Linked DNA regions of Homo sapiens: region 2 is linked to region 1. The links are chromatin contacts, found by Hi-C or POLR2A ChIA-PET in ENCODE. All regions are on one chromosome and are shown on one strand. The core of a region is the stretch at or near the end of the contact, and the rest is flanking DNA. Distances in the headings are between cores, read along the strand shown.

Region 1 (2,700 bases), core at 195-2,694:
AGTAGCCTCAGGAGCTGTGAAAAATAAATTTATATATTTTGTTTTCTGCTACCAGTTTTTGGTGGTTTGTTATGGCAGCCTTAGGAAACTAATACAGGGAGTTTTCAGAAAATGATTCTGCTGATCCATGGACTAGATGATGTTTCTCAGAGCCTATGCCCACGAAATGGCATAAAAACCAGTTGAAATTTGTATGAGAAGTTGTGTTATTGGCCCAAACTAGATATGGTTTAAATAACTCTTTAGCTTGCAGCCTTCCTTGTGTTAAGTTAGTCGTTTCTTGTTCTTAGAGATTGAATGTTTTTGTTAATGGCTGCGCTGGAAGTGCTTCTCACTGTTATAGAATAAGAAGAGACAGCTTCAGGTTCCTCTGTGCATCCATTGGTATTTGTTTTTCTTGGCGGCTCTCAGATTCAAGATAGGAATTTCACCAGCAACTTCTACTTAAAGCCAGTGCATTACCTTTAGATCAGGCTACATACATGTGTTTTGGGCCAAGGAACCTAAAGTATGGAACTGGTTCTTTTCAATAGAGAGGAATTATGATATGTCATTATCATAAAAGCCCTTTTAAAAAAATTTAACTTTTAAGTTCAGGGACACGTGCAGGTTTGTTATATAGGTAAACTTGTGTCATGGGAGTTTGATGTACAGATTATTTTCACCACCCAGGTATTAAGCCTAGTACTTATTAGTTGTTTTTCCTGATCATCTCCCTCTACCTATCCTCCACCCTCTGATAGGCCCTGGTGTGTGTTGTTCCCCTCTATGTGTCCATGTGTTCTTATCATTTAGCTCCCACTTACAAGTGACAACATGCGGTAATTGGTTTTCTGTTCCTGCATTAGTTTGCTAAGGAAAATGGCCTCCAGCTCCATCCATGTTGCTACAAAGGACATGATCCTGTTCCTTTTATGGCTGCATGGTATTCCATGGTGTATATGTACCACATTTTCTTTATCCAGTCTACCATTGATGTGCAGTAAATGCCCTTCAGAAAGTTGAAGCCGGGCTCAGTGGCACGTACCCGTAGTTCCACCTACTTGGGAAGCTGAGGCAGGAGGGCTGCTGAGGCCAGTAGTTCAACATTGTATTGTGGTATTACTGCTCCTTTGACTACTGGTCTCCAGCCTGGGCAATGCAGTGAGACCCCATCTTTCAAAAAAAAAAAAAAAAAAGGAAAGAGAAGAAATTTGATCTACTGTTTGGTCCCAGATAGAACCTGAGATTGTGTGTTTTGTATGCTATGAAATTAAAAGGCCGAGTTAGCCAGTAAGCATCCAGTTTGAACTGTCTGGAATTGCCTCACTGGAGTCTTGTCCTCTGTGATCAATTGTGGGCTCTAGTCTCAGTATGTCATGCCTGGCAGGCTTCTAGGTTTGGGCAGAGGAAATGAAACCTAGTCGGTTACTCTGAGATTTATAGTAGACCTGCTATTGCAGGAAGTGGTGAAAAGTTGATTGATAGTTTGAGACAAAACTCTACAGCAAAAAAACAGGATGTATGCTTTCCATTTATACCCAGTTCCCCCTGCCCCTACATTTCAGGCTCCTTTTGCATTTTGTTTTGGTTGCTTCATAAGGCTGCGGAGGCTTTCCCCCTCCTACAGTCACCAAATGTAAAATAATTGAGGAAATTTTGTATCAGCTTAGCCATAGTAAAGGCAAGTACTTTCTGCTGTTGCAATTACTCTTTCGTGGTAGTTACATGTAGCATAACTTGTCTGCAGTCTTTAAAGAGAAATTCTCCAAATAGGATATTATTTCACATATGCAGAAAGAATGAAAGGTCTTTTTTAAGTTACATTGTAGGATTACATTTCCAGTAACTTTCTAAGAAAAATCTATTTTGAGTGTGGTTTTATTAAAATATGACAGCAGTGGTATCCAATTGTCTCTTTTAAATGCAGCGTCTCTTCATTCTATAATAAATATATTCTTAACAGGTAGGTGATCCTCACTTAGATATAAAACATGTAACTAGCCAGGCATGGTGGCTTACTCCTGTAATCCCCAGCACTTTGAGAGACCAAGGTGGGTGGATCACTGTGAGGTCAGGAGTTTGAGACCAGCCTGGCCAACATGGCAAAACCCCATCTCTACTAAAAATAACAAAAATTAGCCGGGCGTGGTGGCGCATGCCTGTAATCCCAGCTACTCGGGAGGCTGATGCAGGAGAATCACTTGAACCAGGGAGGTGGAGGTTGCAGTGAGCTGAGATCGCTCCACTGCACTCCACACTCCAGACTGGAAGGCAGAGTGAGAGTCTGTCTCAAGAAAAACCTAACCAGACAAACAAAAAACATATACTATAACTAGTAACTCAGCCTATGTGTTTGTTGAGAGTATCAAAATGTACCATGCCCAGGGCTGCCGCTCATGCCTGTAATCACAGAACTCTGGGAAAGCCAAGGTGGGAGGATCACTTGAGCCCAGGAGTTGGAGACCAGCCTGGGCAACATAGGGAGAACCTGTCTTTACAAAAAATATAAAAATTAGCTGGGTGTGGTGGCATGTGCCTGTAGTCCCAGCTACTCAGGAGGCTGAGGTGGGAGGATCACTTTTGCCCAGGAGGTCAAAGCTACAGGGAGCGCTGATTGCACCACTGCACTCCAGAGCCCAGGCAATAAAGCGAGAACCTGTCTCTAAATAAAGAAATAAATAGTACCTGATGTTTGTAAGAGTGGTTATCTAATAATGC
Region 2 (2,700 bases), core at 191-2,690, 230 kb after region 1:
TCATGCCTGTAATCCCACCACTTTGGGAGACCGAGGTTGGGTGGTGGGGAGCACCTGAGGTCAGGAGTTCAAGACCAGCCTGGCCAACACGGTGAAACCCCGTCTCTACTAGAAATATAAAAATTAGCCAGGCGTGGTGGCACACACCTGTAGTCCCAGCTACTTGGTTGGCTGAGTCAGGAGAATTGCTTGAACCTGAGAGGTGGAGGTTGCAGTGAGCCAGGCTGGGATCACGCCACTGCACTCCAGCCTGGACGACAGAGCAAGACTCCACCTCAAAAAAAAAAAAAAAAAAAAAAAGAATATAGAAATTATGATACCATGCCAGTTAAGATACACACACATACACACACACATACTATACACACATAGGGTTTTTTGTTTATGATATACACCTTATATATATGTGTATTTGATTTATGATATACAACTACACATCTTTGAAAAAAGCTGGTTTATTATACATAATTTAGGTAAAATATAGAGCTCTTAGCCAAAATTTCATGTCCAGGTTTTAGGTATACGGATTTAGGGATTGTTCCTATCGAATGTTAAATTTTTAGCAATAATAGTAACTGTGACCTACTTACCACCTATTATATACCAGGAACTGGGCTAGTTCCTTCCCATCCTTTTTTATACTTACTCTTCACAACTCTATTTCTATTTTCCTGTTTTATTGATGAAGAGGTAGAGGTTCAGAGAGATTCAGCAATTCACCCAAGGCCACATAGGTGTTCAGTGGCAGGGCCAGGTTTTGAGCTCAATCTAGAGACTGTAAGTTCACAAGGTTGGGAACACATCTATTGTGTTTACCAGCATGTTACCTGATGCCCAGAATGAACCCAACGATTGTAAGAGCTCAATAAACACTGGAATGGAGAATGAATGAACCAGTGCTTGAATGCTTGCATGCATGAATGAATGAGTGCTTACATGAATGCATGAACGAATGGCTCTAACTCCTGTGTTCCCAGCCACTGTGCTGAACCTCCTCCTCACTTACTTTGCTCCACATGCTGCCAGCATCAAGCCGCCTGTATCTGAATGACATGGGGTGATGGGATGGAGCAGTCTTTGCATCTAAAGTAGAATAAATCAGACCTCGGTGTATTTTCACTGTCTTTTATGGATCTGTGATGAGACTTGGCCGGGAGGGTGGTGGGGGGTTTGCCGGATGCTGAGTGTTTGCATATCTGTCTAATGTGGTCAGGGTGGAGAGTGTGGATAAATAGGGCAGGTCCACACTGGGTGTGTCTGCCAGCAAGTTCTCAGACATGCCTCCACTGCCCCTCTGCTTGAGAGGGAAGCAATGGCTCTGGCACCACGCTATCTGCTAACTCTCAGGGAGGGAAAGAGGAAGTGACATGGGACAGCTTCTACTGCCAGAAAGGAAAGCAGAAATTCAGTAAGAAACAGAAGTTCCCTTGCAGTGCCTCGTTTTAGTTCCTCAAACTTACACCAAAAGTTAACAGGGTGACCTACAAATCTCACGGAACTGGAAATCAGGCCCTGTTTTGTCAGGGGCTTGGATAAGTCATTTTTCTGCTTTGGGCTTCAATTTCGTTATCTGCAAAATAAACAAATGAGGCTAAACCCTGCCTTGGGACATTTAGAACTGTGGATGTGTCGGGAGGCATCTTCTTGGTGATCATAATGATTGATGAGTGATGCTTATGTGTGTTGGGGGCTGGGTGGGAAGCAGGATAATAAATGTGTTCATGTACTTAGGACCACACAATTGGAAATCGTCCCTCTTGGAATTTGAAATGATGATTAAGAACCTCTTCATTGCTAAAATACCGTGATTCTATCCTAACCATGCTGATTTGAATCACCCAAGTCACATAATGAAAAGAAACCAGACTCTACCTAAAAGAAATCAAGGGTAAGGGACATAATAGATTTTAAAATACCTCTCAGTGTGCCTTATTTCTGTGCATGTCAATACAGTTTCTTTCCCTCCCTCCCTTCTCCCGGGATTGCTCCAGGAAACGGGAGGACATCAGCGCATAGAGAGGAAACATCACAGGCAGTTGCTGTCAGACAAAAGGGGTAAGCAGAAAGCCCTTTTGGCACAGGGGAGGCACATCCCCTCCTTTACAAGGCCCAGATGGGAGTGGCTGCTAGGCCAGGGTAGCAGAAATGGCTGAGAGAGACGTCCAGGTCAACAGGCCCTTAGGACCCCAAGGGTTTCCAAGCTGGAGGAGGGTAGTGGCTGAAAGGCTAAGAGGACTGGTGAACCAGAGGTCTGGAGTTGAGCTCAGGAGCTCATCGCAGGAGGTTAAAGCAAAGGAGATGTGAGCAGGGGAACCAGACACTCCTCAGCAGGTGCCGTCAGAGGACAAGCCGACTACTTGGAAAGACCTCTCCAGGAAGGCCAGTGGATTTCCACAGATGAGCGGTTCCTTCTCCAGCACCCAAAGCTGTTTAAGCTCTTGCCTGTATCCAGAAGCTGTCTTTGTGGTGGGGACTGCTTTACTGAGATGCAACACACAGCGAAGTACACAAATGCTAAAAATACAGCTCAATGCGTGCGCACCTATGTGTACACCTACGTACCTACCACCCAAATCAGGATATAGGCCAGGCCAGCACCCTAGAAGGCTCTTTTGTGCCTTCTTCCAGTCAATACCCTCTGCCAAAGATAACCATTTTGTAACTCGATCATGATAGGTGAGTTTTTGAACTTTATAGAAG

The links. Hi-C counts contacts between places; a loop is a spot of excess contacts on that map. ChIA-PET counts read pairs that join two places held with the same protein, here RNA polymerase II (POLR2A). Pooled maps may share reads with other maps.
Region 2: a map with no recorded cell type shows a loop between it and region 1 (7-fold over the local background). The contact joins two enhancer-like sites. A Hi-C loop is called at or near these places in 4 of 37 single-sample maps with no recorded cell type and 7 of 50 pooled maps. POLR2A ChIA-PET finds 5 or more read pairs at or near these places in 1 of 52 experiments (H1).

Annotation. Positions count from the first base shown.
Region 1 is chr3:72,755,860-72,758,559 of GRCh38, reverse strand. All of the region lies in intron 10 of SHQ1 (SHQ1, H/ACA ribonucleoprotein assembly factor), which reads left to right. Among named protein-coding and RNA genes, the nearest start is that of SHQ1, 91 kb to the left of the region's middle. Within about 2 kb of position 1,444, at least 3 of the 41 ENCODE cell types and tissues checked have a DNase peak (open chromatin) inside an H3K27ac peak, as active enhancers do.
Region 2 is chr3:72,522,236-72,524,935 of GRCh38, reverse strand. No RefSeq gene overlaps it. Among named protein-coding and RNA genes, the nearest start is that of RYBP, 77 kb to the right of the region's middle. Within about 2 kb of position 1,440, at least 9 of the 41 ENCODE cell types and tissues checked have a DNase peak (open chromatin) inside an H3K27ac peak, as active enhancers do.